Linked DNA regions of Homo sapiens: regions 1, 3 and 4 are each linked to region 2. A link is a contact called in ENCODE Hi-C or POLR2A ChIA-PET data. All regions are on one chromosome and are shown on one strand. The core of a region is the stretch at or near the end of the contact, and the rest is flanking DNA. Distances in the headings are between cores, read along the strand shown. Region 1 holds the start of STAT2 (signal transducer and activator of transcription 2). Region 2 holds the start of TSPAN31 (tetraspanin 31). Region 3 holds the start of RPS26 (ribosomal protein S26). Region 4 holds the start of SPRYD4 (SPRY domain containing 4).

The links. Hi-C counts contacts between places; a loop is a spot of excess contacts on that map. ChIA-PET counts read pairs that join two places held with the same protein, here RNA polymerase II (POLR2A). Pooled maps may share reads with other maps.
Region 1: a pooled map shows a loop between it and region 2 (6-fold over the local background). The contact joins the promoter of STAT2 here to the promoter of TSPAN31 in region 2. A Hi-C loop is called at or near these places in 1 of 37 single-sample maps with no recorded cell type and 8 of 50 pooled maps. POLR2A ChIA-PET finds 5 or more read pairs at or near these places in 1 of 52 experiments (activated B cell).
Region 3: a loop to region 2 is called in a pooled map, with 4 times the contacts of the local background. The contact joins the promoter of RPS26 here to the promoter of TSPAN31 in region 2. A Hi-C loop is called at or near these places in 6 of 50 pooled maps.
Region 4: a loop to region 2 is called in a pooled map, with 4 times the contacts of the local background. The contact joins the promoter of SPRYD4 here to the promoter of TSPAN31 in region 2. A Hi-C loop is called at or near these places in 2 of 37 single-sample maps with no recorded cell type and 6 of 50 pooled maps.

The regions. Positions count from the first base shown.
Region 1 is chr12:56,356,333-56,363,635 of GRCh38, reverse strand. STAT2 (signal transducer and activator of transcription 2) reads left to right here and starts at 3,529. Exons shown (of 24, transcript NM_005419.4): 1 at 3,529-3,578; 2 at 7,058-7,195. The coding sequence starts at 7,065. APOF (apolipoprotein F) reads left to right here and starts at 779. Exons shown (of 2, transcript NM_001638.4): 1 at 779-906; 2 at 1,447-3,068. The coding sequence starts at 891. The coding sequence ends at 2,411. RefSeq lists enhancers at 3,047-3,136, 3,207-3,386, 4,462-4,631, 4,463-4,662.
Region 2 is chr12:57,741,238-57,748,431 of GRCh38, reverse strand. It overlaps TSPAN31 (tetraspanin 31), which reads right to left and starts at 3,393. Exons shown (of 6, transcript NM_005981.5): 1 at 3,215-3,393; 2 at 2,520-2,687; 3 at 2,176-2,256; 4 at 1,712-1,843; 5 at 1,301-1,414; 6 at 1-1,216. The coding sequence starts at 3,277. The coding sequence ends at 1,142. It overlaps CDK4 (cyclin dependent kinase 4), which reads left to right. Exons shown (of 8, transcript NM_000075.4): 8 at 1-705. It also overlaps a transcript of AGAP2 not described here. RefSeq lists enhancers at 2,583-2,662, 6,472-6,531, 7,065-7,144.
Region 3 is chr12:56,040,668-56,047,102 of GRCh38, reverse strand. RPS26 (ribosomal protein S26) reads right to left here and starts at 5,185. Exons shown (of 4, transcript NM_001029.5): 1 at 4,934-5,185; 2 at 4,501-4,678; 3 at 3,610-3,740; 4 at 2,406-2,984. The coding sequence starts at 4,936. The coding sequence ends at 2,949. RefSeq lists enhancers at 489-1,082, 4,497-4,756, 4,897-5,226, 4,675-5,464 and a silencer at 5,377-5,436.
Region 4 is chr12:56,466,982-56,474,232 of GRCh38, reverse strand. It overlaps SPRYD4 (SPRY domain containing 4), which reads right to left and starts at 5,655. Exons shown (of 2, transcript NM_207344.4): 1 at 5,557-5,655; 2 at 1-5,194. The coding sequence starts at 5,641. The coding sequence ends at 4,656. It overlaps GLS2 (glutaminase 2), which reads left to right. Exons shown (of 18, transcript NM_013267.4): 13 at 639-770; 14 at 913-1,005; 15 at 1,482-1,543; 16 at 2,038-2,114; 17 at 2,397-2,460; 18 at 2,590-3,281. The coding sequence ends at 2,746. RefSeq lists enhancers at 4,808-4,937, 5,358-5,407, 5,728-5,907, 5,918-5,987.

The DNA.
Region 1 (7,303 bases), core at 2,280-4,779, 1.4 Mb after region 2:
TTTGTGAGGAAAATGATCCAGGAATTGATCCCGGCTCATTTCAGCTATTCAATATCACATAAGTAATGAGTCTCCTTTCCCAGGACTGTATTCAAGGATGGCACACAGTAAGTAGTTAGAAATGTTGGAGACCACTTAGGACAGATGAATGCTCTTTATTTCACCTCTTCCCTTAAACACATATGTGACCAGTGTTAGCCTTGCCCCTCTCCACTTAGTAGGTGTCAGCTCCCCTCCTTTTTTTTTTTTAAGACGGAGTCTCACTCTGTCACCCAGGCTGGAGTGCAGTAGTGCGATCTTGGCTTACTGCAACCTCCACCTCCCGGGTTCAAGCAATTCTCCTGCCTCAGCCTCCTGAGTAGCTGGGACTACAGACGCCCACCACCACGCCTGGGTGTATATATATATATATATATATATATATTTTTTTTTTTTTAGTAGAGACAGGGTTTCACCATATTGGCCAGGCTGGTCTCGAACTCCTGACCTTGTGATCCGCCCGCCTTGGCCTCCCAAAGTGCTGGGATTACAGGCGTGAGCCACCATGCTCAGCCGCTAATTTAATTTTTAAAATGAAGAGAAATGAGAGTATCACAAACATCTCATCTTTCCTAATTCTGAATTTCCCTGGCTCCTATCATGAGCTTAGAGTGGGAATGTGGCAGGGACATACAGGAAATGCCAAAGAACAGGACTGTAGGCATAGAGGTTGAGTGTGTGACAAGGGGCACAAGGTTTGAGCAGCCAGTATAAATGGGCAAATATTTGCAGAGATTACATCCTTCACTGATCATAGGGGAAAGCAAATATCTCCTTTCCTCATGGGACACAGAACTAGGCAGAACAGGATCAGGAAGCGATCAAACCTACCAAGGCAGTCTCACTTCTCAATGACTGGACTGTGTGGTAATTTGGGGTCCCTATATATGGGTGGAAATAAAACAGAAGTCCCTGGTGACCTGTAAATGGGGGAGACCAAGTGGGAGCAACTGGGGTGCATTTCCTATTTCCTAGGCCTTTACCTAAAAAGAACAGAAGCTTGGGGCCAGGCGCGGTGGCTCACATCTGGAAGCCTATCACTTTGGGAGGCGGAGGTGGAAGGATCACTTGAGCCCAAAGTTCAGAACTAGGCTGGGCCAGATGGCAAAACCACGTCTCTACAAAAAATTTAAAAATTAGCTGGGCATGGTGTCACGCACCTGTAGTCCCAGCTGCTTGGGAGGCTGAGGCAGGAGGATCCCTCGAGCCCAGGAATTCAAGGCAGCAGTGATTTGTGATCCCATCACTGCACTCTAGTCTGGGCAACAGAGCAAGACCCTGTCTCTAAAAAGAAAGTACAAAAGCTTGGAAGCAGGTGATGTATGAGGTGTCCCCCTAACTGAGTCTTGGGCTCACCATCGCCCTTAGGGAAATGGTTTGTATGTTTCGGATTTCTCCCCTTTCTAGGGTACTCTGCTCCAGACATGCGTGGCCTCAGACTCATCATGATACCAGTTGAGCTGCTACTTTGCTACCTCCTGCTGCACCCTGTGGATGCCACTTCATATGGAAAGCAGACAAATGTCTTGATGCACTTTCCCTTGTCCTTGGAATCCCAGACACCCTCCTCAGACCCCTTGTCCTGCCAATTTCTGCACCCAAAGTCACTGCCTGGTTTCAGCCACATGGCCCCTCTACCCAAGTTCTTGGTAAGCCTGGCTCTAAGGAATGCCCTGGAGGAAGCTGGTTGTCAGGCTGATGTTTGGGCTCTACAGCTACAGCTCTACCGCCAGGGTGGTGTGAATGCTACACAGGTCCTCATCCAGCATCTTCGAGGGCTCCAGAAAGGCAGAAGCACAGAGAGGAACGTGTCAGTGGAAGCCCTGGCCTCTGCTCTGCAGCTGTTAGCCAGGGAGCAGCAAAGCACAGGAAGGGTCGGGCGCTCCCTCCCGACAGAGGACTGTGAGAATGAGAAGGAGCAAGCTGTGCACAATGTAGTCCAGCTGCTGCCAGGAGTGGGAACCTTCTACAACCTGGGCACAGCTTTGTATTATGCTACTCAAAACTGCCTGGGCAAGGCCAGGGAACGAGGCCGAGATGGGGCCATAGATCTGGGATATGACCTTCTGATGACCATGGCTGGGATGTCAGGGGGGCCTATGGGTCTAGCGATCAGTGCTGCACTTAAACCTGCATTAAGGTCTGGGGTTCAGCAGTTGATCCAGTATTACCAAGATCAGAAAGACGCAAACATCTCTCAGCCGGAGACCACCAAGGAGGGTTTGAGGGCCATCTCAGATGTGAGTGACTTGGAAGAAACAACTACTCTGGCTTCTTTCATATCAGAAGTAGTAAGTTCAGCTCCCTACTGGGGGTGGGCCATAATCAAGAGCTATGACTTAGATCCTGGGGCTGGGAGTCTTGAGATATAAAAGAATGTGGTAACCACAGAATTAATAACTGTACTACCCTGACAAGCTATATACATGTCTTCAAAATTTTAATCTGATTTATCCAGGAGGAAGGCTGTACAGTAAAACGTAAGAACGTAAATGTTTGGGTGTTGAAGTCACAGGGTTTGGTTTCGAATCTAGGCTCCACTTGTTAGAGCCTCGGTGATCACTGAATAGTAACTTCTTTCTTGAACTAAGATCAGTTTTGAAGTTTCTAAAGGAGATAGAATGATTTTAACCTCAATGAGTTGCCCTGTAAATTTAAAATGATACAATGAATCTAAAATGCTTATCACAGTACTTTCAATAAATAGCTATTAGCCAGGTGCGGTGGCTCACGCCTGTAATCCCAGCACTGTGAGAGGCTGAGGCGGGATGATCACCTGAGGTCAGGAGTTCAAGATCAGCCTGGGCAACATGGCGAAACCCCGTCTCTACAATAAATACAAAAAATTATCCTGGCGGAGTTATGCACGCTTGTAGTCCCAACTACCTGGGAGGCTGAGGCGGGAGAATCACCTGAGCCTGGGAGGTCGAGGCTGCAGCGAGCCGAGATCGCGCCGCTGCATTCCAGCCTGGGTGACAGAGCGAGACCATGTCTCAAAAAATAAAAATAAAAAAAAATTGTTTTCATTACCTCAGCCCTCCTCTTCCTATCCCAAGGCGTCGAAATTCCGGTCCCACCCCTTCCCATGGAGCCCTTGGCGTCTCCAGGCTCCTCAAGCTAGTTTCGGTTCCGGGGCTCACGCGCGGGTTCTCGAAAATCAGCTGTTTCAGTCTTGGGCTAGTCCACTAATTGGACTCCTCCCCTCGTAGAAAGTGCCTACTTGAACTTCTCCACCAATCGCTGAAGCTGCAGGTGTGGTTTCGGCTCAGCTTGTCCCGCCCTGCGGAGGGGCGGAGTTGCGGCGGCGCCAGTGAGCTCGCAGTCTGGGAAGGGCTTGACTGAATGGCAGCCAGTGTCGGGGTGGCGGCTGGGAATGGGGGCCGCTCCGGACTTCCGCTGCCAACTACAAGGGGGCGGGTCCGAGGGGGGTTAGCCGAAGTTGTAGGCGGGGCGCGAGGTTCTAGTACCCGAGCTCATACTAGGGACGGGAAGTCGCGACCAGAGCCATTGGAGGGCGCGGGGACTGCAACCCTAATCAGGTACGGGCCCTGAGAGGGTGTGCTGGGGTAGGGGTGGGGGTGAGAGTGAGAGTTCCTCCGAGGGAAGGGCGACTGGCCCCAGGGGTTACCCCCTGGAGAGGGTAGCTTCGGTCCCCAGATTGAAATAGGAGCTGTCGCCTGCTCGGTCCTCGATCTTCTTCTGTCCAGCCTATCTCCCTAACCCTAATGCCCCTCTCCCAAAACTGCCCTGCAGCTTCCGAGACCCGGAATCTGGCATTGTTATGTTGGTTCGGTATCTGACGTTTTTCCCTCTGCTCTGCATTATTTTTTATCTTCACCAAAAAACGATGTTCAAAGATAGATAAATCTAAAAACAAAGATAGATAAATCTATTATCCTTGTTTTGTTAAAAAGTATAAGCTACTGAAAGATGAAACGATTGCCTAAGGTCACACACAAAATTCAGTTCATTTCAGAAAAGCTTCTTGAGTGCAAAATATGTGCCTAAGAATGAGAGATAATGAGAAAAAATTGTTTCAGCCCTTAACCTCAGTGTTTGCAATCCATTTGGGGAGACCAGGTTTTTTGTTTTGTTTTCATATTTGAATCTTTGCTGACTTGCTCCTTTAATATCAGACACTTAAATCCTCAAGAATTGGGACCTCATCATTAATTTTTTTTTGGAGATGGAATCTCACTATGTTGCTCAAGCTTGGTCTCAAACTCCTGGGCTCAAGCCATCCTCTCGTCTTGTGGGCCTCACAAAGTGCTGGGATTACAGGCATGAGCCATCATGCCTGGCCACCTGATCATTTTTTTAACTTTTTTTTGGTATCATAAAAGCAATACAGATACATAGTTTTAAAAATCAAGCACTACTAAAAGAGTTAAAATGAAAATAGCCCCTGCCCAATCCCTCCCTTCCCTTGTTCCTGCTGGAGGTAGAAAGGCAGCTGATGTTATTCATGTTAGTAGAAGACTCTCCCACCCCAAGCATTTCTCTTTATTTTGTAATAAAATCATGTGACCTTTTTAGACCACAAATATGCATGAATTCTGTTCTGTTAGGCTCAGGCTGCAACAAGCATAAGTTTCAGTTTCCTAAATAGACACCAGCTGGCAGTGAGCAGGGAACAGTGGGGAGAAAGATGCATGGGACAGCCTGCTTGGTGACAGGCAAAAACCAATTTGTTGTTCTTTTGAGACAGAGTCTTGCTTTGTCACCCAGGCTGGAGTGTAGTGATGTGATCTCTGCTTACTGCAACCCCTGCCTCCTGGGTACAAGCCATTCTCCTGCCTCAGCCTCTTGAGTAGCTGGGATTACAGGCAACAATTTTAAGTGAAGTTTCAGGATCTCACAAAGTTGATAACCTATAATCATATTCAAGATTCACAGGTCATAAACGTGTCATATTCTTGGGATTGAGCCACCCATTGCACAGCATTTAGATGTCTTCTAGAATGGAGCTCCTCCTTCCTATATGGAGGGCAGTTTATATGGTGTACTTACCTGACCACCAAAAAGATTTGGCTCCTAAAAAAGCTTCAGGTGGCCGGGCATGGTGGTTCACCCCTGTAATCCCAGCACTTTGGGAGGCCAAGGTGGGCAGATCACCTGAGGTCAGAAGTTCCAGACCAGCCTGGACAATATGGTGAAACCCCATCTCTACTAAAAATACAAAAATTAGCTGGGCATGGTAGTGGGCGCCTGTAATCCCAGCTAGTCGGGAGGCTGAGGCAGGAGAATCCCTTCAACTCGGGAGGCAGAGTTTGCAGTGAGCCGAGATCGTGTCACTGCACTCCAGCCTGGGTGACAGAGCAAGACTCCATCTCAAAAAAAGAAAAAAAAAAAAAGAAAAAAAAAAGCTTCAGAGCCAGCAGGGATCATGCTGTAATAAATACTTAACATCAACACTGATCTTTAAATGCTTTAGCACAATCAAATATAAATAACAAACACACACATAAATGCAAAATAAATGAATTAGGGAGATAGATGAAATAAGATTGTGGAAATAGTAATGTTTGTTAAAGCTGGATGGTGATCCTTGTACTATTCACTCTACTCTAGTGTGTATTTGAAAATTACCATTAGGCTGGTTATGGTGGCTCATGCCTGTTAATCCCGGCATTTTGGAAGGCTGAGGCAGGCGGATTACTTGAGCTCAGGAGTTTGAGATCTGCCTGGGCAACATGGCAAAATCCCATCTCTACAAAAAATTAGCTGGCATGATGGCACACTCCTGTAGTCCCAGCTCCTTGAGGGGCTGAGGCAGAGAATGGCTTGAACCTGAGAGGTCAAAGCTGCAGTGAGCCAAGATCATGCCACTGCACTCCAGCCTGGGTGACCAAGTGAGACCCTGTCTCAAAAAAAAAAAAAAAAAAAGAAAGAAAATTCCCATTAAAGCACAAAGGCCCACTTATTGAAGCTATTAAAATACAGGTTGGGGCCGGCTGGGCACAGCGGCTCACGCCTGTAATCCCAGCACTTTGGAAGGCCGAGGTAGGCAGATCACGAGTTCAGGAGATCGAGACCATCCTGGCTAACACGGTGAAACCCCATCTCTACTAAAAATACAAAAAAAAAAATCAGCCGGGCATGGTGGCGGGAGCCTATAGTCCCAGCTACTCGGGAGGCTGAGGCAGGAGAATGGCATGAGCCCGGGAGGCGGAGCTTGCAGTGAGCCAAAATCACACCACTGCACTCCAGCCTGGGCAACAGATCGAGACTCCATCTGAAGAAAAAAAAAATACAGGTTGGGACCACAGTGGCTCATGCCTGTAATCCTAGTACTTTGGGAGTCCGAAGTAGGTGGATCACCTGAGGTCAGGAGTTTGAGACCAGCCTGGCCAACATGGCAAAACCCCATCTCTACTAAAAAATATACAAAAATTAGCTGGGCGTGGTGGTGGGTGCCTGTAATCCCAGCTACTCAGGAGGCTGAGGCAGAAGAATCACTTGAACCAGGGGGATGGTGGTTGCAATGAGCCAAGATCATGCCACTTCACTCCGGCCCAGGCAAAAGAGTGAGAGTCCATCTTAAAAAAAAAAAAAAAAAAAAAAAAAAAATACAGATTAGGCATTCCTAATCTGAAAAATTTGGCTCCAAAATGCTCCAGTGAGCATTTCCTTTGAGTGTCATGTGGGTGCTCAAAAAGTTAGATTTTGGACCATTTCAGATTTCAGAGTTTTGGATTAGGGATGCTCGACTGGTAAGTAATGCAGATATTCCAAAATCTGGACAAATCTGAAATCCAAAATGCTTGGAATAGCAGATACTCAACTGGTAGCACTCCCTGGAAGAATATGCACCAAACTGATAGCAGTGGTTACTTCTGGAGAGGAGGGGAAAGAACCAAGATTAGCAGTAGGATCAACATATATTTTAATGTTTTCTGTATTTTTATTACTTGTATAATTTAAACATTTTAAATTAGTAATAATGAACAATCATGAAACTATGGATGATTTAGTCCAGCAAAATATCCAATTGGGAACCCTCATCCTTCTGACGCAGAGCCCAAATGGCGCAGTGGGAAATGCTGCAGAATCTTGACAGCCCCTTTCAGGATCAGCTGCACCAGCTTTACTCGCACAGCCTCCTGCCTGTGGACATTCGACAGTACTTGGCTGTCTGGATTGAAGACCAGAACTGGTGAGGCCTTCAGGAAGTTGGGGGAATGAAAAAGGTGGTTCCTTACTTCTGGGCCCCCGGGATCCTGGAATCATTAATGGCAGGAAGGGGTTGGAAAGCCTCAGGACT
Region 2 (7,194 bases), core at 2,144-4,643:
AGGGTCCTCCTCCATCTTTCTACAGAGATTACTTTGCTGCCTTAATGACATTCCCCTCCCACCTCTCCTTTTGAGGCTTCTCCTTCTCCTTCCCATTTCTCTACACTAAGGGGTATGTTCCCTCTTGTCCCTTTCCCTACCTTTATATTTGGGGTCCTTTTTTATACAGGAAAAACAAAACAAAGAAATAATGGTCTTTTTTTTTTTTTTAATGTTTCTTCCTCTGTTTGGCTTTGCCATTGTGCGATTTGGAAAAACCACTTGGAAGAAGGGACTTTCCTGCAAAACCTTAAAGACTGGTTAAATTACAGGGCCTAGGAAGTCAGTGGAGCCCCTTGACTGACAAAGCTTAGAAAGGAACTGAAATTGCTTCTTTGAATATGGATTTTAGGCGGGGCGTGGTGGCTCACGCCTATAATCCCAGCACGTTGGGAGGCCAACGCGGGTGGATCACCTGAGGTCAGGAGTTCGAGACCAGCCTGACTAACATGGTGAAACCCTGTCTCTACTAAAAATACAAAATTAGTCAGGCGTGGTGGTGCACACCTGTAATCCCAGCTACTTGGGAGACTGAGGCAGGAGGATCGCTTGAACCCGGGAGGCAGAGGTTGCGGTGAGCCGAGATCATGCCATTGCACTCCAGCCTGGGCAACAGAGCAAGACTCTGTGTCAAAAAAAAAAAAAGAATATAGATTTTTAAATGGCTTTTACTTTTATATTCGCTAAACTTTCTCAAACTGGATCCTGCTTATTACAGGAAAGAGTTCTTGGTTGTTTTCTCCTTGGCCCTATCCCTGATTTACCCTTAGAGCCACACCAGGGTATGTTGAGGTGATCCAGTATATGGACAGAGGAAGGGAAACAGCTAAGAATGACTCCAGCCCCCATCCTATGCACTCACAGAAGCTTCCCATATCCTCTTGGAGAGAGAGGAAGAAAGTTTTTCCTTTTATTCCTTATAGTCTGGCTCCCACTAAAATATGTCAAGGCATAAAGTCTTGCTATTCCATCAATTTTAGAGGATGTGACAAGGGGCCTTTCCTTTTTCTCAAACCAAAACGGTTACAGACCCTAGATATTCCCTAAGGGAGGAAGAGAAAGCTTAGAGAGAGCAGAAGAAAAGTCAGAAGGATCCAAAGTCTCATAGAAAGGCACTGGGGTTGGCTCTAGGATCCTTCTGATTCCGAAATCTCATTGCTAGCCAAACACCAAGGATCTGTAGGAACAAAGGGAGAGAGATAAGTATCAATTAATTCTCAGTCTCAAAAAGGATGTGTGTGAGGGAACTGGAGAATGTTACCTCTGTAAAGCTAAAGAAGAGTCCAACACCCCCTAGGATTTTCAGGGCTTCGTCTGAATGCTTAAGAAACTTTTCTCCACACATCTGGCATGTGGGGCTCTGGCTCTTGCAGATCTGAGGATAAAACGTGAAGAATGCAAAGTTGTGAATGTAAAGTTGCTAGTGACTAATACCTATGCCGAATGTCCCTAGAAACTTTACTGTTATCTGACCAGTGTCCTACAAACTAAAATCCTACTTGGCTAATTCCCCAGCCTCTATCCACCCCCACCTCCCACCAACACAGCCCCAATACAAGAGGGCTTGTAGAGAGAGAAACAATGACATTCAAACTAAATTTGCCAACTTGGGCATTGTCCTTACCCAGTTTCCTACCTCCCCTGGCTGCTGCACCACCCCCAACACACTCACTGCAGTGCAGAAATCATAATCTTGTTGATACAGGGTTGTGAGGTTGAATAAGCCACAACAATCAAAACTTCTTTCCAGTTCATCCCGAGTCTTGTTGCTCATGACCCACCAAGAAGCATTGATGACATCTGTCTGAAAGATATGGGTAGAGGGAAATTAAGTCTCCCTACATCCTGTTATCAGTTCAAGTGCCTCAATTTCCCTAGCCCAGCAAAGGAAGTCAAACAGAAGCATAACGGTGTGCAACAATTATAGACACGATAAATATCTACCTTTTGAGGTTCTCTAGATCATCCTCATGGAAAATTAACCAGACATCCCAGAGGAAGCAAATAGCCCAAGAGGCCAGAAGCAGTGCACCTAAGGATGATCTTTGGGTAGTTGGGGCCAGACTAAGGAAGGAGTTCGAGGTTAAGAGGAAAATTTTAAAAAGCAAGTAAGTACTTGAAAGGGTACTGTCTTACCTGTTTGCTTCGGTTAATAGCCAGACATGAGCAAGAGATTACAAATTGGAAGATGAAGACCAAACCAAGGATGATCATGTACTGAGAGGAAAGGTTATGGAAAAAAGTCCTAGATTCCTTTATGTTTCATCTATAATAACTGTCTGGTCTCATCTGTTCATAGAACTTACACCACCATGTCAAATTGAAAGCAATAAAATCAGCTCTTGTTTCGTAGATTATGGGACAGGGCAGGGCAAGGAGACGTGTCCAAGATCCCTGAGGTCCCCTACCCTTCTAACATCTTCCTTAGATGACAGCCCTCCCAAGCCCCCGGTTGCCCCCATCACTTCAGGTCAGGATACAAAGAACAGCAGGACTTGGTGGTGGTTGACAGCACCCACCAGTCCAGCCACTGCAATAAGGAGAAGGAAGACTCCCACAGCAATGACTCCGCCGATGATGTGGATGCTGGACACCAGACCCAGGCCCTTGCCCCAAGCAGCCACTCCAATGAGCAACAAGCTCACCAGCTACGAAGAAAGAGCAGGATACATCTCAACAATTCTAGCATGCGGCACAGCCCAAGGCCATACAAGAGGACTTGGGAGCGGGGCAGGGGGAAGGAATAATGGAATAGTGTGTGAATGGGAGCTGGGGATGGTGCTATCCGCACCGGGAGCATCCCTAGGCACTCCCAAAGGTTAGAATGGCTAGGATGGCGGGGAGGGGGTGGCAGGGATGGTAGTATGAATGCAAAAGATGAACCCTCAGGATCATCCTATCACTTCCAGTTTGGAAGAAACTGAGGTTCACAGGAAGGAGGTATGGAACTTACGCCCACGGCCTTCAGTTCATTCCCCCACCCTCAGACAAACCCCCTTAATCAACCGGAAGTCTCCTCTCTCCCACGGAAGTCCCCAGGAATTCCCTCGTCGCCGGAAGTTCCTGGGAATCTTCCCGGAACCCCCATACACCCCTCTCCCCACCGGAAGTACCCTAGAGATTCTCCCCACGGGGCCTTTCCGCCTTGAAGCTTCCCCCACCTCCAAAACCTCACCATGTAGACCACGTTGAGAGCGCAAAGCGCATTCTTGGAGCAGGCAAAGCCGCCACAAACCATCTCCCCAGCTCTGGGGACCCAAGTGGTCCCAAGGACTTGGGGGGAGGGTATTGGGGACCGTCTTCCAGGACCCCGACAGCTTCTGTCTCTTTAAATCGAGGCCAGCCAAACCCAATACTCTGCGCCTGCACCGTCCCTCCCCTGCCTCTGGATTGGCGAAATGCGTGGCTAATCCTGGACGTCCAAGGCCTGCATGCCAATCAACCCGCATTACGTCACCGACCCGCCTTCTGTCCCTCTCCTTTTGTTTTTTCATTGGGCGAAACTTAAAACTAGGGGCAGGGTTTCTAGAGACTCTCTTAGGGACTACAGCCTAAACTCCAAAAGCTTAGGTTGAAAGCTGAGCTTTCTGTGGTCGGAGTTAGGAGAGGGCTAATTCCCAGGGAGACGGCTCTGGAGGAACTTAGGTGAAGGGGAGACGGCGGGAGGGGCGGGTAGGGGGCCGCTCTGAGAGCTGGGCAAAAAGGGCTCCGCCCGTAGAAGGAGGGCCCTTCCCCACCCCCTTCCCCCTGTTCTGCAGTGACCTCACGATGACGCCATTGTTTTGTTATTGCGTCACGCTCGGGAACACCCAAAGGAGCCACATATTGAGCTTATTTAGCCCGGCCGCAGAGTCCGCGGGTTGGACACAGCAACACCCAGCAAATCATCACACGTTTGTGTGTCCTCTAGTACCCATGTCCTGTTCCATATCTCCTCCTAAAGGGGTGTGAATATACCAGAAATTCAGTGTGGAAATAGCGGCCTCAGGCCAGCGCATTCCTGTATGTGGCATTGCCACAAGTGCACAGAGGGGTGTGCTCAGCATTTTCAGAGTACACGCCTGATCTAGGGCTTGCAAAAAAACGGCAGGCAAGAGGAAGAGTCTCATTTACATAAATATAAGTGGAAGGAGCCTCCACCTTTTCACTTGGGGGTAGGCTGATCAACAACTTTATTATCTAGTAAGTGCTTTGACAAACCGTCCTTCTCACGGGGGTAGGGAAAGGCATAATCCTTCTCTTCCCCAGGAGAAAGAAACAGTAGGAACAAAAAAGAAAACCCTCCAATCAACTCAACAGAATGATTTAAGTTTGTGTGTACTTAGATTCTATAGACTTACTGCCACAGTCAGATTGCCACTTCCTAGCTGCGTAACCTTTGGCCAGGCACTTAGAAACTGTCTGTGCGTGTTTCCTCATCTGTAAAATGGGGATAAATAACAACACACCCTACCTCTTGGGTTGTAAGAATTAAATGAGTTAATATATGTAGAATACTTAGAACAGTACCTGGCATATAGTAAACACTCAATGTTAGTTATTACTTTTCAGGTCATTTTACAGGTTCCTGTGGGCAATTCCAACCTCAATTCCCTTATCTTTAACTACACAGTATTTATATAAACTCTTACAGAAATTAATACCAAAAAGGTATGCAGGAGAATAGATGTTTGACAGGGCGAGAGAGGTGTTTGGGTCTTGAAACAAGGTAATTAAGTTATTATCATTATTATTATTTTGAGACAGAGTCTCCCTCTGTCGCCCAGGCTGGAGTGTAGTGGCGCGATCTCAGTTCACTGCAACCTTCACCTCCCGGGTTCAAACAATTCTCCTGCCTGGCTCAGCCTCCCGAGTAGCTGGATTACAGGTGCCCGCCACCACACCCAGCTAATTTTTTTGTATTTTTAGTAGAGATGGGGTTTTGCCATGTTGGCCAGGCTGGTGGCGAACTCCTGACCTTAGGTGATCTGCCCGCCTCGGCCTCCCAAAGTGCTACGATTACAGGCGTCCGGTGGAAACAAAGTAATTAGGTCAAACTACCCGCTACCTCCTACCTCCCACCCCCTCACTCCCCACCTCCATCCCCTTCCTACCCCAAGTCCCATCTTCATTGTCTCCTTCAGTTCCTCATCTACCTTCTTTTCTTTGAGGTCCTAAATCAAGGGCAAGACAATGATATTAGAAGGGGAACTGGTTGACAAGCATTTTGGTTGTGTGGTGTAGTGAAAAGGGTATCAAAATTATAACCAATCTGGGCTTTATGTGCTTGGTAAAAAATAAAAATAAAAATGTAAAAATAAAATCAGAAGACCTAAATCCATGTCTTTGTTTCACCTCTTAATGGCTTCTCTGAGCCTTAGTTTCCTTTTATGCAAATAGGGATAAATAATCCTACTCCTCAGGGCTGTCATGAGGATAATATATATATGAAAGTATGTTGTAAACTATTAAGTGTTATAGTCATGTTAATTATTATGAAAGCGATTGGACATGGAACATGGTAGTTTTTGTCTTTTTATAGGTTACTTTCCTCCTTCATAACTGATTTTCCCCATAATCACTTGGCCTATTTATTTATTTTATTTATTTTTGACGTGGAGTTTCGCTTAGTCACCCAGGCTGGAGTGCAGTGGCGTGATCTTGGCTCACTGCAACCTCCACCTCCTGGGTTCAAGTGATTCTCCTGCCTCAGCCTCCCAAGGTGCTGGGATTACAGGCATGAGCCACCACGCCTGGCCTCACTTGGCCCTTTTAAACAGGAGGTGGCCTCAGTGGGTAGCTGCCTGAAAAAGGGTTACATCGTAAGACATAAGGATACAGGGCTCATTGGGATGTGTAGAGAGGGCAATGGGTACAAGTGTATACTAGAATGCAGGGCTGTGAGGGTAACAGACCAAATGTGCATGAATTCCTGTGAGAGTTTGAAATCCGCAGGTCATCAAGAGTTTAGGATTGCACCTCGGACCTAGCTTGCCATATTCTCCCAGAACCAACACCCATCTTAATTAGCCACCTCCCACAGGAGGCCCTGGGACACTGTTAAGATTTCTCCATCCACCTGGCTGGGAAATCATAGCAGGGACTGGCTGGCAGGGTTGATGGGCCAACACTAGAGGGGGTGGGAGGTGCAGGAGGTAGTGCTGTCCCAGGCTGTGGGTTTGAAACTCACCAGTCAGGAAGTGAGGTCGACAGACGGAAGGGCGGGCAGGGGCGGGGAGTTCTGGGCACAGCAGAAGGGGCCTTCTGAGGTTTGGGGGCTGTAGGGCCATGGGCCTCAGGGCCAGAGGTGGTTGTTAGCCTGGCAAGACAGGTCTGGGCAACATGCATGCCCAGAGGCAGTTCGTTGTAGCTGCAGTGAGAGCAGAAGTCAGACGACATGAGGTGGCCAAGCAGGCTCTAAACCGCCTCAGGAAGCTGGCAGAGAGGGTGGACGACCCCGAACTCCAGGACAGCATCCAGGCCTCATTGGACAGCATTCGAGGTAAGAGAAAGGTCAGCCCTCAACTTGGGTGTATCAGGGACTAGCAGGTGCATAGAAGGTTTAGCTGTATCATATATCAATTCCCAGTCAGCTACTTCCTAGTCCCCAAGATGGGACTCTGGGAAAGAATACATTTAGGGAGGATGGAAAAAGACATGGGAGGTATCATTCTTTCTCTTTCCCTGCTCTGATCCTTCTCCCAGGAGATCAAAATACAGGTCCCTGTTGAGCTGACCTTCTTGGCAATGAAGAAATGTGTGAGCATGGGGAAGATAGGCTGTGACAGACTCATGGTAGACTTGTTCCCTGCCTGGGGAGTCCAGAGCAGGAAGCAGTCTGGGGCAGCAGGTTCTGGGACTGGATAATGAGTTCATTCCCAGGACCCACAAAGGATCAGTGACCTCTTGTTCTCCAGCTGTAGAGAGAAACACATGCACACACATACACACACACACACACGCATGCACATTGAAGTACACCATGCAGAGAATCTCAGGCTCCCAAGCGCATACTAACTCTCACACACTATGCTCTGCAGAGCCAAAGTGCAGATAGGTCCCCAGAACTCTTCTTGGTCCCCTCTCCTCCCCTTGCTCCTGTTCCTGTCTTCCCCCCACACACCTTCCGCTCTACCTCCTTAGTGCCATTAGAGCAAGTGATGACAACACAGGGAG
Region 3 (6,435 bases), core at 3,936-6,435, 1.7 Mb after region 2:
GGTTCAAACTATTCTCCTGCCTCAGCTTCCCAAGTAGCTGGGATTATAGGCGCGTGCCATCACGCCCGGCTAATTTTGTATTTTTTAGTAGAGATGGGGTTTCCCCGTGTTGGTTAGGTTGGTCTCAAACTCCTGACCTTAGGTGACCCACCCGCCTCAGCCTCCCAAAGTGTTGGGATTACAGCCGTGAGCCAGGGCGCCTGATCCGGAAGTCACCTTTCATTCAGAGTGCCTGAATCAGGGTAAATAGTGCATTATACTAGAAAAAAGGATGTGTCTTCAGGACTTCTTTCTGGGGTCCAGGGATGTGGGAGGGAGACTGTATTCCTCTTCCCCACCCCAATCGATCTCCTCCTCTCCTAGTGCTCCCCACACCCCTCCCAATGTTTCTGGGCCTATCTCACCTTGCTGCCTTCCCACACATTCTCATATTTCAGAAATGATGAGTCCAACACTGATCTAAGAGAGTAGAGAGAAAAGGTTAGGAAAATAGCCTTGGGAGGCAGCTGTGAAGTCAGGGTCCCTGGGCCTGTAGATAGTGAGTTGGGACTCCAAGTCACACTGCACACTTGGCTTGTGAGCATGATGTTCACCATGGCTCAGTTGCACCTATTCGTGCAGTCACCACCAGAAGCCCAAGCCTCCAGCTCATTCCACGTCTCTCAGATTCTGGTTCTCATGCAGTCCTTTCTGACCCCATTTGCACTCTTCCCCATCTCCTGAAACCCTTTCACAGCTTTCTGGAACCCAGGATTCATCATCAATAAAATCCTCCAAATGCAACATTCCCTTCACCATCTGCTCTGCAGTATAGTCCACAGACCAGTTGCATCACAATCACTTGGGACACTATTAAAATGCAGATTCCTGGCCAGGCGCGGTGGCTCACGCCTATAATCCCAGCACTTTGGGAGGCTGAGGTGGGCTGATCCCTTGAGATCAGGAGTTCAAGACCAGCCTGGCCAACATGGTGAAACCCTATCTCTACTAAAAATACAAAAATTAGCCGGGCATGGTGGCGGGCACCTGTAATCCCAGCTACTGGTAGGCTGAGGCAGGATAATCACTTGAACCCGGGAGGCGGAGGTTGCAGTGAGCCGAGATCGGGCTACCGCACTCCAGCCTGGGTAAGAGAGAGAGACTCCATCTCAAAAACAACAAAGTTTGGGATTATTAAGACGAAAAACTAAGTCAATTCTTACCAGCTAGGTTCTTGAAAGTAGAATCTATGGAGACAATCAAACAACATACTCTGCGCTTAGAATGCAGAGTATGTTGTGAGTTTGTAAACCCACAGAAGAGGTAGTAGTTAGGACCCACGTGACAGGCTGTGACTCTAGACACTTCAAGAGGAATCTTGGATCAGCTCTGTAAGTACACCCACAATCACGATTTACTATTTGAATCTGGTTCTGTTGAGCAAGCTGGACTTTGGGATCACTCAGATTCAGTACCCATTTTTGCCTTGGACCTCTTAATTTTCTTCTATCACTTCCTGTTTACCCTTGGTGTGATCAGGTTGCAAGGGGCACTGATGTCTTGAGACTCCCTGAAGGATATAGATTATCGCCTACATTCAGTGCTCTTACACACTCCGGGTTTGCCACAGATATTCCAGTACAAACACTGGTGTACTGACAGTCAAGTCAGGTCAGCAGTTCTTGTCTCAGATTTCTGTTGGGGAGTGCATTCCAATTAACAGAACCTCCACATTCTAAAATCTCTACCCGTTCCTTAGGCTGGGTGCAGTGGCTCACACCTATAATCCCAGCACTTTGGGAGGCCGAGGCAGGTGGATCATTTGAGGTCAGGAGTTTGAGACCAGCCTGGCCAACATGGTGAAACCCCATCTCTACCAAAAAAATAAACTAGCTGGTGCATGCTTGTAATCCCAGCTATTTGGGAGGTTGAGGCAGAACTGCTTGAAAGGGGGCAGGGGTGCAGGTGACTCCCAAGTGTCTAAAATCTCCAAGCTATACAGGTGTTACCTTTCACTGGCGAAGTCAGTAACAATTTACTCCCAAATAGATTTTTTTTTTCCTGAATTCTAGGACAAATTAAACTATTGTCATACAGACAAAAATAAGGTAGAGCCTTTCTCTACCTTATATTTCCGGGATGTCTCGTTTCTAGAAATGCCTTTAGTGTCTTTTCCAAGGTAGGAAGATGAGCATCTGAACATTAATCCTTTTATGCTCTGAAGCTATCCAAGTCATACATCCACTATTCAAGTTCCCCCTCCAGGGGTATAAACACCTCAGTTTAGGTCACTTCCCAATGTGCTCCTCACTCAACTAATAGCTTTTCCTCATTCTCCTAATGTTTACCCATTTTTAGGATGCCAACTTAAACTTGATGTGGTTAAATCCAAAATTCAGATGCCTAATCTCCATTTCACACAGCTATGCGAATTGTGAGGCCAACCATACGACCACAATTAAAGTTTAATTTACATAAATAGCTAGGCGAGGTGGCTCAAGCCTGTAATCCCAGCACTTTGGGAGGCCAAGGCTGGTGGATTAACTGAGGTCAGAAGTTCAAGACCAGCCTGGACAACATAGTGAAACCCCATCTCTACCAAAAATACAAAAATTAACCAGGCATGGTGGCAGACACCTGTAATCCCAGCTACTCAAGAAGCTGAGGCAGGAGAATCACTTGAACCCGGGAGACGGAGGTTGCAGTGAGCTGAGATCACGCCACTGCAATTCAGCTTGGGCGACAAAGACTCCGTCTCAAAAAAAAAAAAAAAAAAAAGAAAAAAATTAAATTACATGAATAAGCTTTCTTCCCCATGAAAATAATGTGTGTCACTTCACACTTGGTCTAACACACAAAATCCCCACCTTATCTGGCACAGATACACTTAACATGCAATATTAAGTACAATTTCCATTTTATTTTTCTCCAGAGAATAGCCTGTCTTCAGTCTTTAAGAACTCAGCTCCTTACATGGGCTTTGGTGGGGGACGTGGGGCAGCACCCTGAAAGACAAAGAAACAAAAGAGTAAATTAAAACCCATGGATCCAAGACTCCCTTCCCCCAAAGAACTTGACCACCATCCTCTCACAAACTGATGTATTCAGGCTACAAATGCATGGGAAGCTGATAGAGGTGGAGGGAGAACACTACTCTGCATCCTAAAAACCAATTCTGATTCTAACACTGCTTTGCAGTGTCTCTAAGCATGTTCAGGTGTGGGTCTCACCTGCCTTACAGCTTAACCTGAGGCACAGACCTTAATTTGATACCCCCTGCACCACAGGAGGAAGCAACTTTTTTTTTTTTTTAAGAGACAAGGTCTCACTTTTGCCCTGGCTGGAGCGCAAGTGGTATAATCATAGCTCACTGCAACCTCAAACTCCTGGGCTCAAGTGATCCTCCTGCCTCAGCCTCTCGAGCAGCCAGACTATAGGTTCACACTATCATGCTTGGCTTCCTTCTCAATATTTTTTGAAGAGATGGGGTCTTGAACTGCTGGTTTCTAGCAATCTTCTTGTCCCAGCCTCCCAAAGTGTTGAGGTTACAGGTATAGGACACCCTGACCCTCCAGGATGAAATTTTAACCATCACTCCCCTGGCTTCCATTCTCCTTTTAAAATACTCACCGCAGGTCTAAATCGGGGTGGGGGTGTTCGGTCCTTGCGGGCTTCACGAGATCGATTCCTGACTACTTTGCTGTGAATTGCACAACTCACACAGTAATGTAGCTTCACATACAGCTTGGGAAGCACATAGGCTAAGGAATAGAAAATAGAGTTATACTGGTATTATATACCTACCTTGCTTTTTTGTTACATGAATGAAGAGCACCTTACATGTTTACGTCAATTAAAACTAAACCTATTTAAATGCCTGTCGGGCACATAAAAGCACCCCCAAAGCACCTGTTCAGCCCAATACCTGAGCACATATGTATAACCCTCAGTTTTACAAGTGAATTAACATCCCACGTGAGTTCATCTTGACACCGCAAGGACCAGACTGACATTCTAAATGCAATAAACCAATAATCCAGTTCCTTCTACACCTACACCCGCCCTAATGCCTACCCTGAACCTTGCTCTTTCTATAAAAGGAAAAAAACAAAGCGACGTTCTTATTGCTCCAAACATCATCCTTGCACACCAAACTAGACGGCCTCCATTCTCGAAACGTTGAAGACATTCTTCCTCACCTGTATATTTTCACAAATATTCAAATAATCAATAGCACAAGAATTGTCAAATTTACCAAGTTTCTAGTTTTTGCAATCTCATAACCGAAACAGGCAAACCTTTACCTCAGAGTAAAGGCTGTGCACTCTATCACAAAGTCACCCTCTGCCCAGAAAAGAATCAAAACGGCAAACAAGAGAATTCTCTTCTACCAGTAACAACCTTAAATACGTGGAAATTGCCTGAGAGGCTCCAAAGAACAGAGCCTCCAAAAGGGCGAAGTTGGGCGAAGGCTTTAAGATACTGGGATCCTCACACAGTTCGCGCCGGTGACCCACTTACCATCGAAGACGCTCGCTTCAGAAATGTCCCTGACTGCTGCGGCCTCCACTATGTTTCGAATGACGAATTTCTTAATGGCCTTGTCCTTGGGCACGCATCGGGCACAGTTAGTGCAGCGAATAGGCTGCACGTGGCCGCGGCCCTTTTTGGCACGACCATTGTTCCTTCTTTTCTTTGTCTGCGACAGGATGGGAAAACTGTTAGGAAAACGGCGCAACTCACCCAGCCTCAGTCCCTTTCCGGCCACAAGCCGCACCGGCAGCCTCCAGGAAGGCGCCGCTCGGATCTCCTGTTTCTCCGCAAATCCCGCCGACCCCCAGAGCAAATGAAATGTACACTCGGTCCACCCCTCAGCCGTGCTCCAGGCTCTCACTTCCCCACAATCCCAGAGTCTGCACCCGAACCCCCACCCTCACCACGCAAGAAGACTCACCATCTTGGAGGCACGGACCGGAGAGAGGAGACGGTGCCTGGCAGGGCCCTCCTATATAGCATGAGATCCCTACGCGGACACCGGGAGAATCCTTAGGAGACGGGCTTCAAGAACGGCAACTCACTTTACTCAAATATTCCTTTACATTCAGCATTTCTGCTGAAATCTAGGGTGGAAATGCGTTCCTAGTGTTTATTTATCCATGGAACAAAGTGCACATGGGACTATTTAGCCGGATGGCGGAAGAAAATCGAGGTTATGTGTCTCCCAGCAAGCCTTGCGCCGCGCCGACTCGGAAGCAATTCTGGACGATGCAGTTTTCCGGTATACGCGACGCTAGGCGTGAAAGTTGCCAGACGCTGGACCACAAGGCGCACTCGTTATTAGAGGCCAGAGAGGGACAGATGCTTGGTGGGAATTGTAGTGCGAAGCCAAGAGGCTCCCCCCTCCCCCCCTTCCCCCCTGCCCCAAGTGCTTAGACCGAAGGCGGCGCTGCGCCACCGGGGGACGCCCTGGGCTCATTTCTCTGACAGTCCTTCTACTAGGTAGGTGTAGGATTACGAAGAGGAAGGCCTGAGAGGAAACAAGCATTTTGTGAATCCCTCCTTCCAATATGGAGAAAATCCCACAATGAAGTGCATTGAGGCTGGGGCTATTTCTCATTCATCTTTTTATCTCTGGCACAGTGCCTGGCCCTGTGGTAAGCGTCTTTATAAATATTAACTCATTTAACTTTGAGCAAGCCTATAGGTAGCTACTATTATTATCCTCACTTTAAAGATTGAAGAATTTAGCCCGGCCTGGTGGTGGGCGCCTGTAATCCCAGGTACTCAGGAGGCTAAGACAGGAGAATCTTGAACCTGGGAGGCGGAGTTTCCAGTGAGCCGAGATCGCGCCACTGCACTCTAGCCTGGGTAAAAAGATCGAAACTCTGTCTCAAAAATAAATAAATCAATTAAAAAAAAAGATTGAAGAACTGACGTGCAGTAGGTATTCTGGCTCCGCTGTACTATGCTGTATGTCACCTAACAAATGGATGGAGGAATAGCCTGGACTAATGACTTAAACGTTTTTCACCCAGATTCATAGCACGAATACATTTTACATTGGTACCCAGTACACACACAAACACGATTACATGCACATGCAAAACTGAAACACAAGCTTTATGAAACGATACTTACCCTTGTCATAGGTGTGCTGGTATGTTCTATTCTTTATTTTTACTTAATCTTTCTGTTCTCTATTTTAATAAATGCTGATCAAAAACCACGAAAATTATTTCACCACTCATTAGTGAATCTGACCCCTAATTGAAAGATTATGTGTAAGCTCCATTTACCTCTGAAGAGCCATCGGAAAGACTTAAGCCTTAGGCTGGGTGCAGTGGCTCACGCCTGTAATCCCAACACTTTGGGAGGCCAAGGCAGGCGGATCACCTGAGGTCAGGAGTTCAAGACCAGCCTAGTCAACATAGTGACACCCCACCTCTACTAAAAATA
Region 4 (7,251 bases), core at 4,406-6,905, 1.3 Mb after region 2:
CTGTAATCCCAGCTACTTGGGAGGCTGAGGCAGAAGTGCTTGAACCTGGGAGGCAGAGGTTGCACTGAGCCGAGATTGTGCCATTGCACTGTAGCCTGGGCAACAAGAGCAAAACTCCATCTCAAAAAAAAAGAAAAAAAGAAAAAGAAAAACAACCAGAGGTGTTGCAGCTCCTGAATTGTGCTTCACATTGCTGGCTCTTCTCCTTGGGGTCTCAGCTTAGATGTCATTTCCAAAGAAAGACTTTTCTGACCACCCTATCTCATGTGGCCCCCCTCTACCTCTATTTACAGCACCCTACTTCTCACTATTTATCACAATTACTTTAAACATTACGTGTCTATTTATTTACCTGTTTATTACCTATCTCCTAACACCAGAATGGAAGTTCCTAGTTCTAGCACAGCATCTAGCACAGAATGCTGTAAGTATTTCAAAAAATATTTTCTAGCTGAATCAATGAATTTAAGGGAAGGAAAGGACAGGAGTAATAAAAGAAGCTAATTAACAAGCCAAAAGGTTGAGGTGGATTGTGGTCATGCAGTCATTTGTAAACTTGTTAAGAGTACAGCCTAACTTGTTTATTTTCTGATTTGGGGCACACCCACTTTATCCTCAGCTTCAGTTCTGTTCCCCAGGTGGGCCTGCCAGCCAAGTCAGCTGTATCAGGAGCCATCCTCCTGGTGGTACCCAATGTCATGGGAATGATGTGCCTGTCACCCCCATTGGACAAGCTGGGGAACAGCCATAGGGGGACCAGCTTCTGCCAGGTGAGATGCTTTGCATATAGTACTTACTATTTTTGAAGCAATAAATTTGTTTAATGGTACCACTTTTACTATAATAAAGCAATTTTGAGCTCCTACTAAGTGTAAGGAGTAAATAAACAATATATTTGGCTTACAATTCTAGAAGTTGGTGTCTCTCTTCAATTTCCACAACTATGACAACCTGAGGCACTGTGCTCGGAAGTTAGACCCACGGCGTGAAGGGGCAGAAATTCGGGTAAGGAAAACTCCAGGTGGCTTGTAAGAATATTTCAAAGGCCAGGTGCGGTGGCTCACGCCTGTAATCCCTGCACTTTGAGAGGCCAAGGCGGGCGGATCACAAGGTCAGGAGATCAAGACCATCCTGGCTAACACGGTGAAACCTGGTCTCTATTGAAAATACAAAAAATTAGCCAGACGTGGTGGCACGCGCCTGTGGTCCCAGCTACTTGGGAGGCTGAGGCAGGAGAATCGCTTGAAACCGGGAGGCAGAGGTTGCAGTGAGCCAAGACCGCGCGCCACTACACTTCAGCCTGAACGACAGAGCGAGACTCCGTCTCAAAAAAAAAAAAAAAAAAAAGAATATTTCAGAGTAGCACATTCCATAACACTTCAGCAATACCCTTGGACTAAGCATCCATGGAGGAGGGTCACAGGGCACAGCTGGCATAGGTGAGTTCAATTAATGTCATGTGGGTATGATTTGTGTTCCAGAACAAGACTGTGGTCAACCTGTTATTTGCTGCCTATAGTGGCGATGTCTCAGCTCTTCGAAGGTAATGCTACTGTGACCAAATATACACAATAAAATACTCCTGGTCAGAGATTTTACTAGGAGGCAGCGTAACAAAATAGTTAAGTGCTTCAGCTTTGGAATTAGAATGGATATAGATTGCATTTAAATGAAATTTTTTTAAAAAAGGAGATTTTTTTTAAAAAAAGTAAACTGTCTGCTCTATGATAATTAATGTTAGCCATTGTTATTGAGTGTTAAGAGCAGTGTCCTAGGAAGTAGGTACCCTGCCTCAAATGGGCACTTACCACAGGTAGGCAGTGAGTGATATTTCTGGAAGGATCACATTCCCATCTCTCTAATATGAGTATAACAGTCTCATCTGGATATGGAAAAAAGATTATTCAGAGCCAACAAATCTGGCTATAGGCTGTTTCACTTTCTCTGAAACTCATCCAGTCTGACACCAGTTCACAAAGAACACCTGTGATTCCAGTCTGATCTAGGCAACTCTAGCTGCTTTCCCACTACCCTCAGGTTTGCCTTGTCAGCCATGGATATGGAACAGAAAGACTATGACTCGCGCACAGCTCTGCATGTTGCTGCAGCTGAAGGTACTGAAGGGTTAAGGAGGGGAGGAGGAGGGTAATCATAAGACCCTTTCTTTTTCACCAAAAGTACCTTCATTATATGTGCCCTCAAGGTTATAGGGGCAGCAACTAGTTTTATCTAGACACCCTTCGGTTTGCAGCTAGACTATGACTGAGTGCTGCAGGGTACAAAATGGGAAGAGGCCTTTTCCCCTCCCCTCTTGGTAAAGACTTCAGTGGCTAAGTGTCTGCACCAAAGGGTTCAAGACCTGCGCCTTCTCATTTTCCTTCTGCCCATATTCCTAGGACACATCGAAGTTGTTAAATTCCTGATCGAGGCTTGCAAAGTGAATCCTTTTGCCAAGGACAGGTGAGGAATAGGCTAAAAGTGGAGGAGGGTGGGCACAGCTTCTCCACCTACCCTCCAGCCACCATGCAAATATATACAACCACCACTCTCCACGTCTCCTTTGCCTGATCATATCATTATTCCTCTCAGGTGGGGCAACATTCCCCTGGATGATGCTGTGCAGTTCAACCATCTGGAGGTGGTCAAACTGCTTCAAGATTACCAGGACTCCTACACACTCTCTGAAACTCAGGCTGAGGCAGCAGCTGAGGCCCTGTCCAAAGAGAACTTAGAAAGCATGGTATGAGCACAGGTCATGGACAGCCCCTGCTCAAGAAAAAGCATGAGCTGGCCACACATGTAATCCATAACCACCAAAAATACTATGGAGAGCTACACTGCTTCAGTGGGGACCAAGCAGTCATTTGGTGACTTAGGCTAGTGCTTTCTATGGGAGTCAAAATACCCCATTCCCTCAGCAGACAGAGTACAGAGAAGGGCCTCAGAGGACACCTGCAGTACAGCTATCCAGAGAGACTGGGCTTCAAGGTACAGCCTAATGGCTTGCCCCACTCAAAACCATCCCAGCTCTTCACCCAGGTCTCCTCTTCCTCTCCCTGAAGAAACCATCATGAGAGAGATACTCTGGTGGAGGGACTCTAGCTACCATGCACATGTACATATCCACAGAATATGGGAAGTGGGAATGGCTATATACATGGCTTTAGTAGTCTGGAGAAATCTACTCCCCTTGGCCAGGACATGCTGCTGCTACTGCTAACAGCCAATTTTATAGACAGAGAAAGTATTTTGTGTTCAAATAAACTTTAATTACCAAATCATTTTTGCTAAACCCAGTCCTTCTTTCTTCCCTAGGGGTATCTAGCTTCATCACCATCATAGAAGGTAGAAAAAGATGGAATCACAGGGTCAAAGCACAGCTTCTCTACCTACCCTACCAAACAGTACATATTCACTTACCCCACCAGGTTTTTCTCAACTCCAAATACTGCTTTAGGTTAAGTGTATTCTGCTGCCAAGGGAAGCATAGGTTTGAGTCTAAACAGGCTCTGAAACAGATTGTGCAAAACCTCAGGCCTCCTTCCTTCCTCGGGAAGTTCCAACTGTGGCAGAAATGAAGATGGAACTTCTCAAGAATAAACAGTTTTGGCCGGGTGTGGTGGCTCACGCCTGAAATCCCAGCACTTTGGGAGGCCAAGGTGGGCTGATCACATGAGGCCAGGAGTTCGAGACCAGCCTGGCCAATATGGCAAAACCCCATCTCTACTAAAAATATAAAAATGAGACGGGCATGGTGGCACACACCTGTAATCCTAGCTACTCAGGAGGCTGAGGCACGAGAGTCGCTTGAACCCAAAAGGCAGAGTTTGCAGTGAGCCAAGATCATGCCACTGCACTCCAGCCTGGGTGACAGAGTGAGACTCTGTCTCAAAAATAAATAAATAGTTTCTAGCACTCATCCCCTAGATATCCCCCAAGTGTCTCTCTTCCCCTTTGGTCAAGGTTATAACTGGGATAATGATTATGACAGACTGGCTGGGTGTCAGAGGTACAGATTTAAGGTAGATGGACTCAGGGTAAGGATAGCTACAGCTGTGTGGGGCTGAAGGTCTGTGGCACTGAGCTACTGGGGAAGGAGGGCTCTGTTTTCATTTTGACACACTGAGTTAATAAAGCACTTACTGAGGGAGCCAGAGCCCAAACTCTAAATGTGCTGTAGAAAAAGGGCCAAGTCATTGACTGCACCACTCCTTCAGCCAGAGGTAGAAAGGATTTACTCTTCAGCCATCTGGTAGAGCCCCAAGAACAAGTTACATGTGGACAAAGGGAGGGAGAGGTATCATGGTGATTAATAAATTCAAACAAAGCTGAATGATAAGACCCCAGGATGGAATACAGTCTGAGAAAGGCCTGGGCAAAGGGAGGCAGAGGGACTGAAGGAAGCAGGTCAAGGAAGATACACCCATGGTAGCCTAGGAAATTGGCAGTAGTTGGTGGGTGGGGAAAAGGAGGGTTTGGCTGTATGCCTAGCTTTCACAAGGTAGGGGATGAGGAAGATGATCATGATATTGCACAGAGGACCCAACACTGAATTGTGGGAGCTAGAGGTTGCTTGAGGCAAAGTAAAAAGGCTTCGGACACTTTCAAAAGGAGGCTGGCCAAAGGCGTGATTAGGGACTCCAGTAATGGACATACTAGAGGCCCTCGGGCACCTCAAGCCCTGAATGGGTCAGCAGCTCCCCATCCCAGAGAGCAAAGGCAGGCACCACTGGACCCCGGAAATCTGTCTGTAGCGTGTGAACCACAGAGACCTGGCTCACATCCACCAGGCTCAGCTTCTGGGCCTCATACTCCAGCAACAGCCCCACCTTCTCTGGCTGCCCAATACCCTCAACTGGGGCTTTCTCGTTGGCCAACATGGTGTACCACTTGCGCTGGGCATAGGTGAACACCCAGGAACGATCATCAACACCAATGCAGCTATCCCGGGACATGTCCACATCTGCCACTCCTATCCGGAACTGCTGGGAGCGCTTCACTGTCACTTCCCAGTAGTGTCTGCCACTGGTGACCGCTGTGTCTGCCAGCACCACTGCCCACTCCCGGAAGCGCTCCACATTCAAGGCCACCTTGGTGGGCTCCAATCCCACCAAGCCATATTTGACACCCGTATCATCTCTGAAGAGTGCCAGGCTGCTGTGGGCGGTTTTTTCTTCCAGTTTGAAACTGACGCCTGCGGGCAGAGCAAAAAGACGGGATAATAACAGGGGCTAGAACCCTAGGGCTGGTGATATATTCAGATATGAGGCAGGCAGCCATGATACACGAGCAACTAGGGAAGAGTCAGAATGCCAAGCGGGCAAGAGAGTCGCGAGGTCGCTTTACTACGGATAGCTCACGGAGCTGAAAAACTCGGATTGAGTAAGTCCCGGAATTTAAAGAAACCAAATGGTATCACAGGTTTGGAATCTTAAGACCAAGGCAGGTGGGGAAGGAAAAGACCCGAGAGGGTTGGAGTTGCTTCTCGGAGTGGGGTCTGGGAATAATAGACGGCAGCCATTCTGGAGGTAAAAGAGTAAAAAGAGATAATCCTACCTCTCTGGGCCTCTGTGGAGGCAACTCCCAATCGTTTGGCTCCCCAGCGGCACAAGCGCAAAGAACGTGCAAAAAGCAGCGCCATCTTGCGCCTTGGATGAACCGGGCACGCCTCCCGCTTACAGACACAGCCATCTGCCCGCCCGCTCCCCTAGCACGTGGTGCGCGAGGGGCGGCCGCGCAGTGTTATGACGTAGGCGACGCCCGGGGGCGGGCGGCCGCCAAGGTAGTGGTTTCTGTTCTGTTTCTGCCCGCGGTTAATGCTGCTTATTCAGTTTTTCTGCGTAGACGAACGCTGCTCACATTTGAACTACGTAAAACTTTTAGAGATATAGTGTAGCCAGATGCTTAGAAGTATAGATTTTAAAATTAGACAGTACTGTAATTAGCTTTGATCCCGGCTTCACTGTGTGAGTTTGGGCAACTCACTCCACTTTTCTGAGCCTTAGTGTTCTAATTTATAAAATAGAAATTATATACAGACCTTAGTAATAATTAAGTGAGAATAATCTAGGCCGGGCGCGGTGGCTCACGCCTGCAATCTCAGCACTTTGGGAGGCCGAGGCAGGCGGATCACGAGGTCAGGAGATCAAGACCATCCTGGCCAATATGGTGAAACCCCGCCTCTACCAAAAGTACAAAAATTAGCCGGGCGTGGTGGCGCGCGCCTGTAATCCCAGCTACCCGGGAGGCTGAGGCAGGAGAATCGCTTGAACCAGGGAGTGGGAGGTTGCAGTGAGCCGAGATTCTGCCACTGCACTCCAGCCTGGTGACAGAGCAAGACTCCATCTCAAAAAATAATAATAATTAATCTAGATATATATTGGCAAATAGCAACCATTGGGTAATTCACAGTTGTTTATAATTAATAGTAAATACATAAATACTGTTAATGTTGGTTTTGTATGTTCAAGGCTAGGAACGGATGGTTTAACTCAGCATTCAGTTTTCTGAACTTAACCAAGAGTAGCAATATTTTGGTTCAGGGTATGAGGTAGGAGATTATGGACAGCCTATATTGAACATTTCGATCTGCATTCCATTTTATTTTATTTTTTGAGACAGGGTCTCATTCTGTCACCCAGGCTGCATGCAGCACAGTGGCGCAAACACAGCTCACTGCAACCTTCATCTCCGAGGCACAAGCGATCTTCCTGCTTCAGCCTCCCATGTAGCTGGGACCACATGTGCACGCACCATGCCCCGTTAACTTTTTTGTAGAAACGGGGGTTTCGCTTTGTTGACCAAGTTGTTCTCGAATTCTCGGGCTCAAGCCATCCTCCCACCTTTGCCTCCCAAAGTGCTGTGATTACAGGTGTTAGCCACTATGCCAGGCCTACATTTTTTTAATCAGTCCACTTCTCAAGGTTCTGCTGGCCAGTGCAATAGCAACATACATCCCACCTCCATCCTCCTACCCCTCAAAAAAGGATTTTAGATATATATTTTTAAAATGTATATTCTGAGACGGAGTGTCACTCTATCACCCAGGCTGGAGTGCAGTGGTTTGATCTTGGCTAACTGCAGCCTCTGCCTCTGGAGTTCAAGCAATTTTCCTGTCTCAGCCTCCTGAGTAGCTGGAATTACAGATGCCCACCAACCACACCTGGCTAATTTTTTTTTGAGACTGAGTCTCACTCTGTTGCCCAGGCTGGAGTGCAGTGGCGCAACCTTGGCTCACTGTAACCTCCGCCT